2 separate regions of the Mus musculus genome follow, and region 1 is linked to region 2. The links are chromatin loops, found by intact Hi-C in ENCODE. Cell type or tissue: left cerebral cortex. All regions are shown on one strand. Links, peaks and the distances in the headings refer to the core of each region. The heading gives the core; the rest is flanking DNA. Region 1 has its middle 43 kb from the start of Aco1. Region 2 has its middle 33 kb from the start of Gm26087.

Region 1 (5,386 bases), core at 213-5,212, 86 kb after region 2:
GAGCATCCATGAGGGTGAAGCCACGCCCTGGAAAGGAGCTAGTCATTATCTAAGAACCACCTTCTCCCCTCCAGTGGTCAGGACTTCTTCTGACTACCCTGCAAAAATTGAGTAGAGGTGAAAAATCAGAGCTTAGTCAGGACAGCCTTATTATGAATTTCTCTTGCTCCCTGCTCCATTCATCCTCTATTTAAACCAAAAGCTAATGTCATTACCCCAAAGATGGACTTGGGGTCACTGGGCCCCTTTGTCTGCTCCTCTTTCCAAGATGACTGCATCGAATTCATCTCCTCCCTCTGCTTTTCTCCAGTGCTCACCTCTTTAATTTAACATAATAGCAACAGAGGGTCAAGTCTAGCCTGGATCAGGGAGATACCAGAGCCCAAGCTTTTGCCCTAAAATTTCAATAATAAAGTTGGCCATTGAGATAGCTCAATGAAAATGTCAGTGTCACACAGAAAAGAATATAGAAAGTATGCCAAATTAATCCTATGTGTTATTCTTCACAAGACAGTATTCGCAACATATAGTGCAAAGACAATGTAAGAGCCACAAGAAATAAAAGGATGAATCTGGGGCCTATCTCAAACCATATACAAAACTTTGCTCACAATAGATCACACCCCCTCTGCCTAGCTACTCTCCCTCTACCCAGCAACGTGTCCATTACATTAGCAAATGTTCGTGTGTTCTCCTTGACTACAGATACTGTCCTAGATTATATCATGCTGATTTCAAATATCCCCTAAGACCTCTTGTCCAGAGATGTCCCTCTGGGTCATAAGTGACTGTTCTCTAAGCCAAGGAACCATCATCTTGGTTCTGGGCTTGTTGGTGCTTTACAACCCCTTGCATAGAGACACAGAGTATGGCACAAGATTCTCTCTGAGTATTCAGCTGCCCAGTACCATCCAGCAACCTTGCATGTGGCCTGGGGGAGGAGCTAGTATAGAGTGAGGACTCCATCCATGGGGCTCTGTAAGGAAACCCAAAAAGCTCATCGTTATCACAGAGTCAACTCTGGTGGATTCCGTACCTCCATTTGTCATTAGGACTTCAGAATGAAGAATAGACATTGCTTTATGTCTTCCCCAGAGGAGGAATTTTAGCAACACCCTAGTACTCTGTAAAGGAGACAGAGAAAAACAGAACAGAAAAGAGCTTTGTTGGTTAGTATTTGCCCAGTTGACACAAACTAGAGTGACCTGTGAAAGAGAAACCTCAATTGAGCAATTGTTTCTTTCTGAGTGGACCAAGAGCATATTTGTTAAGGTAAGTAGTAGTAGTAGTAGTGGTAGTGGTAGTAGTAGTAATGATAGATATGAATGGATCCATCTCACTGTGGGTGGCACCACCCTTGTGCTGCTGGTCAGTGGGGGCTGAGCAAGCCATGAGGAGCAAGCCAGTAAGAAGCATTCCCTCACCTGCCTGTGCTCTTGATTAAATTCCTACCCTGACTTGCCTCAATGTTTCACAAAACCTTTACTTACTAAGTTGCTTTTGCTGGTGGTTATCAAAACAAAAGAAAGCAAACTAAGGCACAGCCCAAGAGTAAAAAAAAAAAACAAACAAAAAAAAAAAAAAAACATTGTATCCTTCAGAATAGCTAAAAGATGAACTATTTCCAATCAAGGTTACTATTGTTTTTTCCTTAATATAAAAACTTATAGGGTGGGAAAGAGAAGGCAGAGCTCATCTGTAATGAGAATGCTCTGTTCTGCCAGCAGAAACTTCAGCATGAGGGTTTCAAGGCTTCCCCAGGCATTTCTGCTGGATGACTGTACATTCCCAATTTGATGATGTTACCTCTTTTGCTTGTAGCTGTTCTTTTCCCTGGGAACCTCACCAGAGGGAAAGCTGCTGCACCTGAGAGTCTTAATCAGAAACTCCAGCTGGCTGCTTCAGTGGGACGTCCCCAGTCAATTTCTGCTGAAGAGTTTCTATCAGACCGGTGGCTGACGTTACCTTTTGTTAGCTCTCCCTGTTGGGATATTATAGTTGTCTCTGCTAGATGCTGTGAGCACCCTAGTTGATGATGTTTAACTGTCTGTCTGCTGCTTCTGTTATTACTATTTGTCCTTTTACATCTGCTTGCAAATATGCTTAATAAACTCACTAATTCAAAACTGAAAGTGCAGCATTCTCTGGAAGGTATAGAACACTCTCTCTCCATCCCTACTGCCACAGACCACCTTTCTCTCTTGGCTTCCTAGATCAAGATACTTTTATTCTTCTACTATTAAACATTGAAACCCCAGGCTCTTTAGCCTTTTGACTGGAAACTTGGGTGAAAAGCTCTCTGGGTCCTAAAGCCTTTGCCTCAGACTTGAAGTAACTTGATGTAACTCAGAGTTACATCACACACACACACACACACACACACACACACACACACACACGCACGCACATGCACACGCACATACCTAATTCTGAGATCTTTTGGACTTGGACTGAGACATGATGCCAACATCCCAAGTTCTCTATCTGCCAGACAGGCTGAGAAAAAACATCTGAGTAAAAATAGAAACAACAGATAATATATACTTGATGACACCATTCATATATAACTCTAAAAGATGCAAACTAGTCTAGAAAACAGTTTGAGAATTTTCTTAACAGGTAAGCATGAGCCTATCATGCAGCCTGATATCCCTCTCCAAAAATAAAAACATACACAAATACTTTTATAGCATTTTTCATAGCACCTTATTTATAATAACCCAAGGCCTATCAAGGGGCAAAAAGATTAAAAAAAAAAAGTAGGATCTATCAATGTAATGGTAAGCTATTCAGCAGTAAAAAGGATGGACATTCAATACACACAGCAATATGAAGATAATTGTATTATATGAAAAGATCCAGGCATAAGCAGTAATGACTATAGGATTCCCTTTATATTGGATTCGAGAAAGTGCAAACTAATCTATAATGGCAGTAAGTCAGTATTTGCATGAGTGAATACAGGGCTCCTCATGCCCTACTTAACCTGTCGATCCATATGCAAAATAAGTCTTGTCACTATTTTAAGCCAATGAATTTTGGGATAATTTTTTGCTCAACTATATAAACTGGAACCATTCTGCCCCTCTGTGGAGCCTAGAAATCAAGTGCTATAGCAGGGTTAGTCTTCCATACAGCCATGGAGACTAATGCCTTCACCCTTCCCACTCCATCACAGAGCTCCAATGCTCCCTGGAACAGTCCTCCTATCACAATGTACTGCCAAATATCCTTGGGGTCCGCTGAGAACTGACCTCATGCTCACCCTGCTCCCAAGGAAGTTCATTATCTAAAGAATTAGTTTGCTTTCATTGAAGAATTTGGCCATATTTTAAATGAGACTTTCTGAAGACACACACCTTATCCCAGAAGTGAATTAAACCTGACAAATTAGGAGGAGGCGGGCCAGCCCCTCCCCTTGCTTTGAGAGGACTACTTTTGATCTGGTCCAACAGCAGTAAGCAGAAAGCAAGCTAATTCCATAGAGTACATTTTTATTTCTTAGTTGTCATTATTTGTTGGACGGATGGATGGATGGATGCAGGTTGCTCTGCTTGATTAAGCATCCACTGGGTTTTAATATGACTACAAATCAACAGTGCAGTAGACATTCTGACATCCACACACTCAGCTTTAACAGGGAGGATTCTGTGAATAAGTGAACTGACATAGTAATTTTTCCTGTGACTAAATAGCATGCCTAGTTTCTGAGGTAACCTTTTCTTCGAATTGTGTGAAGGTGTGTCTCTGTATTTTCAGTTGTTGATTCTGTGCCACAGAGAATGAATGCTGACAGGATTCTGGTATTGTTATTTCTATGGCCCATCATTAGTTTTTCTATTTTGTAAATATTCTTCCTCCTCCACTTGCCTAAAGGCAGTCTAGAATGAATCAAAGGTGATCTTACTGCTGATCGGTTATAATAAAGAAGCGATAGACAATAGCTGGTCAGGAAGTAGGGGGCAGAACTTCCAGGCAGAGAAAATGATGCCAGGGAAGAAAGCAGAAGTGGGAGATTCAGAGGATAGAAGTGGAAAGGAACAGACACAGACCACAGCAGAGATCAAGGTATAGAACTAGCTGTGGTTGAGTTATAGGCAAGATAAGTTAAATGAGCTAGCTGGGAGACTGCCCTAGCAAAAGGCCTAAGCTTTAAACTATATTAGAAGTCGCTGTGTCATTATTTATACTGCTGGCCAGTCTGAGAAAGTCCTGCTATATATAGTAATCTTTCCCGTGACCAAATAGCATCCATGTAGATCTCAAGAGATGACTTTCTCAAGGAGAGAATTGGGATTGAGGATATATAGTACACACTGAGTTCTCTGAATATACATTATACCCACTGAGTTCTTTGTAGGTTCTTGAAATATTATTGTTAACACCACCTTCACAATAAAACATGTCTTTGGTCATGTATACCTGGATGGTAACATATATGTCTATGTACAAGTCTGTGTGTGTGTGTGTTTGTGTTATATGTATGTATATGTTGGGTATATGATGCTTCTCTTAGTTGTGTTTCTATTGCCATGACAAAACTCCATGATGAAGACAATTTATAAATCAAAGCATTTCATTGGAATTATGATTTCAGATAATGTCCATGATAGAAGGAATGGCAACAAGAACAGCTGAGAGTTCACATAATGATTCATAAGCACAAGTCATAGAGAGAGCACTGAGAATTCAGTGAGACTGTTGAAATCTCAAAGCCCACCCTCCAATGACACACCTCCTCCAACAAGAACACACCTCCTAATCTTTCCCAAACAGTTCCACCAAATGGGAACTAAGCACTCAAACATATGAACCCAGGAGAGCCATTCTTATTCAAAGCACAATAGTGTGTATACATGTGCATGTTGGCGTGTGTGCTGTATATGTGTGTATCTGTTGATGGAGTGCTCATGCATGTGCACATGAGTACAAAGGTTGATATTAGATACCTTACTTAATCATCTCTGTCTTATTTTTTAAAACTGAACCTGTAGCTGGCCATTTGGCTAGACTAGCTGAGGAGCAAGCCCCAGGGATCTACCTGTCTCTACCTCCTCAGTTCTGGATTTCAGACATACAACACAACATTTGCATCTTTACATGGCACTAGGACTTGAACTCAGGCCATAATTCTTATGCAGCAAGCAGTTTATCGAGTGACTCAACTCCCTAGCCCCATCACTGGGCTTTTTGAGCAGGCACCTACCACTGAACTTAGAAGTCTAAAATAGAGGTGTTATTGAAAATCACAAATACTCCTCCACATGCATGAAAAAGGAAAGTTAAATTGCCTAGAACTGTTAGGGAATGTTTCAGTATTTTTCACACTTTTTTAAAAACACATTTTTGCCAAGAGTATAAGTCACTTTCACATATCTCTGACTAC
Region 2 (5,386 bases), core at 156-5,155:
AGTGAGTTCCAGGACAGCCAATGTCTCAATAAAACAAACAAACAAAAAAAAAGAAATATAAGCCAGGGTGGCAATGTGCTCAGTATAATGTTAATAACGATTTCACACGGAGGGGTAAACAGGTGAGGAGCATGCTCAGGCTATCCGCATACAAAGCAGATGAATCCCCTGTAAAGAAAGCACAAGACACTGACCAAAGAGGATTAAACCAGGAGTGAGGATGGTGTCTGAAGAAGCTGCCAGTGGGGCTGGGAAAAAGCGGGAAAGGAGAAAACAAAGTAGAAACGTGAGGAACAGGGGAAATTGCCTGGTAAAATTATCCTGGAGGGAAGCTCCAAGGTCTTTTAGGTGTTCGTGTGAATGAACCTGAGTTTGCGTCTCATCTCTAACTCAGTCACCTCGCTAAGTTTCTGGTTGGTTTTTGCTTCCTCATCCTTGGTTTAAAGTAGGGTTATTAAGACCGAATGAAGCAGATATTGGTTACTTTCCCCCACAAGGTTTGTCCCACCATTGCCCTCGCATATTTTACAGACAGGACACTATGGTAGATCAAAGGTTTTGTGGCTAGGTCAGTGATTGTGTTTGGTAGCATTCAGAGTAACTTCCTGTACCACAGATGCCAGAATGTAGGGGACGAGGCTCCGTACGTACCAGCTTAACCTCTCCAAGTTCAATGAGTTGTGTGGGTGTTGTCTTCAGCCAGGGGCTTTGCCATCAGTTTGTGGAGAGCAACCTATAATCTTGGAAACAGTAGGGGTTATTTGGGGATTCCCACGGGATGGCCTTGGCCAACAACTTAATTTGATGTAACCCAATCCTGATACTGGAAGCCTCATTTGGTGACAAGAGATGGCCAATTTGGACTGTGTCTCCCTCATAAATTAGCTATTTCACTTAAGCCATCTTCGTATGTGTACGTATTTTAAGAATCTTCTACTGTATTACTTTTCCATGCTACCTCTCAAGTGGCCCCTTACTTTCGTTGTCTCTCCTTGTGTTCCCTCCTCATGCCCCTCTGGAGTAACCAACCAATACCTGTAGACCTAAGTAGTAATATAAGTAGACTTAAGGCCTACTCCACGAGATGAAACCCATACCCAACACTGCTTGGGTGACCCAGAACCTGAAACGAGGCAGCCCAGTGACCTAGGCTAAAACCAAATACTACTGGTCTCAAACATAATATAATGATAAAATGACTCCTAATGATATTCTGTTATACTGACAGATCCACCCCTTATTCAGTCGTCATCAGAGGCGTTCCCTTCTGCAACAGATGGGGACACAGAAAGCCACATCCAGACATTACACAGACAGCGAGAGACCTTGAAACACTCAGCCCTAAATGGGATGTCTCTGCCGTATCCCTCCCCTTGGGAATCAGGGAACCCTAAGGAAGAGGAGGCAGAAAGAGTGTAAGAGCCAGAGGGGATGTGTAAGTGTTAAAGCTCTGAGGGAAAAGACTTCCCCAGTGGAAGTGTTATAGCTCAGAGGGAGAAGGTTTTCCCAATGCATGTGTTACAACCCTGCTCTGGGGGTGGCGGTGGGAGTCTCCAGGGCAAATGTTACAGCTATGAAGGGAAAGGTTTCCTGACAGTCAGGAGCCAAGGAATACCACAAAGTCACGCTGCAAAACAAACTTCGCCCAGATTTATTGGAAGGAAAAGAACCAGGTGGGTGGATGCCCATACCGGGGCAAGAAGCAACAAAGAACTGAGCAGTAGACAGGGTTGATACAGGGTTTTTTTGTGGAGAGTGGAGGAGCTTTTCGGGATGGAGATTGGAGCATTTTCAAGTCCTGAACCTGAGTTTTTTACTTTGTAGGGCAGAGCTTAGCCATCCCTGTCTGCAGAGGGCTGGAGAGTGCTCTGTGAGAGGAACCTGGCATTTGGAGGTACACAGGGGGCATGGTCTGGCCACTCCACACCTCGAGCACTGACAGGATGGAGGACACGAAAAATAAACAAGAAGCAAGGCCCTCCAAATCAATATGAACAAAGCTCAAATAAACTCAAGAGTCTGAAGTAGTATGCACGCCCTGCCCGGGTCTGCACCAGGTCTTCTGGTGTGTATTACGGCTTCTAATTCAGTGTTTTGTGGGATTCCTGAGAGTGTAGGTGAGTGGGTTCCCATCTCTGTGCCATCTCTTCGGTTCTCTTCCTTCTATTTGTTTGCCATGTTCAATCCCATTCGGTTTTGTTTTACCTTATTATGTTTTATTTTGTCATATTTTATTATTATTATCTTTTAGAAGTCTGTGCTTTTCTAATGAGAGACAGAAAAGGGGTGGATCCAAGTAGAAGTGGGGATGGGAAGGAACTGGGAGGAGTAGAGGGATTGGATATTATAATTGGGATATATTATGTGAGAAAAGCATCTATTTTCAATAAAAGAAAAAGAGATTGACTGCATCAAAGTATTGGGCTCAGCTGACTCTTTCCCACCAGGAGCTGGAATCACGACTTAGTAAAGCCACATTGGCTGGTCTAAGCGCTGTCCTTCCAGCTGCGCAGTGACCAGTCCAGAGGAGCTGCCAGACCCTTTCCCCCTGTGGCCTGTGGAGAGACCTGAGGCAGTGTCAGAAATAGAAGACTCCTTCAGAGGTTGAAAGCAAAATGGACAGACGCGGACTTTCAGATCTCCGTCGGAGCCGTCTGCTTCAAACACCAGGAAATCGTCTCCTGGTGGCCAGTGGGAAGAGCAAGGTTGAGAGGGGTCTTCCAAGCAAAAGGCGGAAGAGAGTCTCTAGGGATCCTGGGATGGGTTAGATGTACATTCCAGCAGGTTACTTTATGTCTTCTCCTTTTAGGATGAAGTCTTGATAGTTGATGCTGCGGATCGGTCACATTTATGTGTTTTATGTGCATTTGTTGTGCTGCCGTAGCGCTGCGTCCTGTCAGAGGTGGAAAGAGGGTTGTGACTGCAAGAATGTTAATATATAATCAATCCAGTCGTGAAAAATATAAATAAGATGAATCATAGGAATGAGAATACATACATACATACATACATATATATATATATATATATATATATATATATATATATATATATACACATATGTATTTATACATCATGAGAGAGAAAGAGGGAGCGAGGGAGGAAGAGTGAGTGAGGAAACTAGATGCAGAGAGAAAACAGTGGTTTCCAATAAGTGGATTGTTTTTACAGCAAAGACTGCCACCTAGTGGAATTGTAAGGAAGCCCATTCCTCCCACTGCTGCCACTTTGGAAGGCAGCCAGAGCAATCAGATGCAGCTGACCTGTGAGCCTTCGGAGCTGAATAAAAGGCAGATGAATAAATGTTGGTGCATCAGTAGATTCTAAATCTTGACAACACAAAGCCTTACTTAATTTGATCCCTGTGCATCAGGAGGCTTTAAACGGCCATTAGTCATGCGTGCTGCCGGCTCCTCTCGGTTGCAGAAGGCTGGGCTGTTTACGGGGCATATGCCAGCCATATTTCATGTGAGCCAGGGAAAGGAAACACAATTTCTTGTGACTAAGAAAAGAGAATAAATATACACACAATTGTTTTTACCCTGCATAAGCTTTCATGGACTCTCATGGATTCTCTCTCTTTCGACCTATTTAAATAGTTATCTTTGGGGGGATGTGTAGTTGAAATTTTTGAACAAATAAAGTGGCCATAGGCACTTAAAAATGTATTTTACCTTAAGTGGGATTTTAAAAAGATTGTTTCTATCTGGTAATATAGTATTGACAAGGAAAAAAATGTTCATATTAATTTTTTTCTTGTTCTACTAAATGTAACATTAAATTGTATGTATGAAAAATTTATCCTTAACACCCTGCCTCCACACTATATTGCTGACTTAAACAAGGTTGACTATACCATATGCCAAAAATATATATTTAAATGCCAGCTGCAGCTTAGCATGTCTAAGCCTTTGTATTGCTTTTTTAGATAGTATAGGAAAAAACAAATAAAAGTTTTCTTTAAAAAATAAATCCTACCCAAGAAAAAACAATCGTTAGAAGCACTCATATTCTTTTTAATCATATTCTCTACCTCCTCTAGTCCCCAAATTCAACTCTCATTTACACATTTCTGAAGTTATTTCTGTCCTGTGAGTAAAATGTTCTGGATTCAGCTGATCTAGTGCACAGATTTAATGGCCACCCAGCTCCTGTGCAAATAAGAGCAAATAAACAGATCCAAGAAGATATTTTCTCTACTAAGCTAGTGCAATGTCAAAATTAACTGGATAAAATTAGAATATATGACCTACTAAACCTTGTTTAAAGGTAACAATAAGGTAATTTTCATTTGGGAAGCCAACCTAAAAAGCTTTCAAAAAAAAAAAAAAACCCAAGAAATAGCTCCAGTGAACATGTGATACTTATAGTTCATTTAAATAAGTCATTTTAACTCCTTTGAAAACAGAGAAGACTCACTGAGCAGCCAAACAACCCAACAAAATAGTCTGGAGTCAAGGGAGGAAATTTTCATGATGGCCAAAGTTACAAAAAAGTAAATACAACTTCAAAGTTCAGTAAAATAGACTTAGGAAATGTCAAAGTCATTAGATATGACAATGAAAGGGCCATGGGACCTCAGGGACAGCAGTCTCGGTAGAGTGCTGGGGACAGAAACCAGGACAGGAGAAGAACCATAGAGACAGCAACGTTATTCTTCCAAAACGTGAGTCAAAGAGGAAGTAGTTGGGACCCAGAGTCCCACTGAGCGGGGCATTCTACGACAAGATGACCAAAAGCGTGTTTATTCCCACAGGAAAGACTCTGAGTGGGGGTAGATATGAATATGCAAAATGCAGAGGGAAGGGCTACATAGGAATGCCATCTTATATTTAAGAAGAAAAAGTATGGATGGCCAGAGAGGAACAAAAGGGGAGGAAAGCGGATTTTCTGATGATGTGTTCAAGAAGATGGATTTCTGGGGGAAAGGTATTATTAGAAAAGGCATCAACTACATGGACAGACGGACGTGTATGACAGAAGAACAGGAGCGTCAAGGAAAGCTCAGCTCCCAGACCCAGGGACAGCATAGCCGGGAAATCAGAGCCCACGTGGCAAAAGAAAAGCTTAGAGCTCATGGAGGTACGGAGAGGTGTCGCAACAAGAATCTGCAACTAGACCCTCTGACTCCCAGGAAGGCAAGGAGGGGGACTGCTGGGGACTCACAGACATCTCTGTAGGATGTGGGTATCTGTGAAAGAGGGAGAGGAGGCTGTTGCAGAGATGGCGGCCTGAGCAGAGGAGAGGAGGGGCCTTAATGGATAATGAGTCTCCGAGTGCAGCTGGTGATTGGATTGGATGACCTACCAACTCTGCGAAAAGGACTCACAGCCTTTCCAACCACATACCTCCCATTGGTGAGTGAATGTGTGTGGTAATTTGCGCG

What was found. A loop is a pair of places that touch in the nucleus more often than their neighbours do. Peaks named below come from ENCODE experiments on the same cell type or tissue, not always from the same donor. Only the 100,000 strongest peaks of a DNase experiment are listed, where the experiment ranks them.
Region 1: a loop joins it to region 2, with 3 times the contacts of the local background. A loop is called at or near these places in 2 of 42 quality-filtered maps.

Annotation. Positions count from the first base shown.
Region 1 is chr4:40,097,990-40,103,375 of GRCm38, forward strand. No RefSeq gene overlaps it. Among named protein-coding and RNA genes, the nearest start is that of Aco1, 43 kb to the right of the region's middle. In left cerebral cortex, for the core only: no CTCF peak of the experiment used is centred there; a DNase peak (open chromatin) is centred at 3,059.
Region 2 is chr4:40,011,572-40,016,957 of GRCm38, forward strand. No RefSeq gene overlaps it. Among named protein-coding and RNA genes, the nearest start is that of Gm26087, 33 kb to the left of the region's middle. In left cerebral cortex, for the core only: a CTCF peak has its summit at 3,206 (motif pointing left); DNase peaks (open chromatin) are centred at 2,598, 2,846, 3,230 and 4,093; H3K4me3 peaks cover 465 bases; H3K27ac peaks cover 876 bases.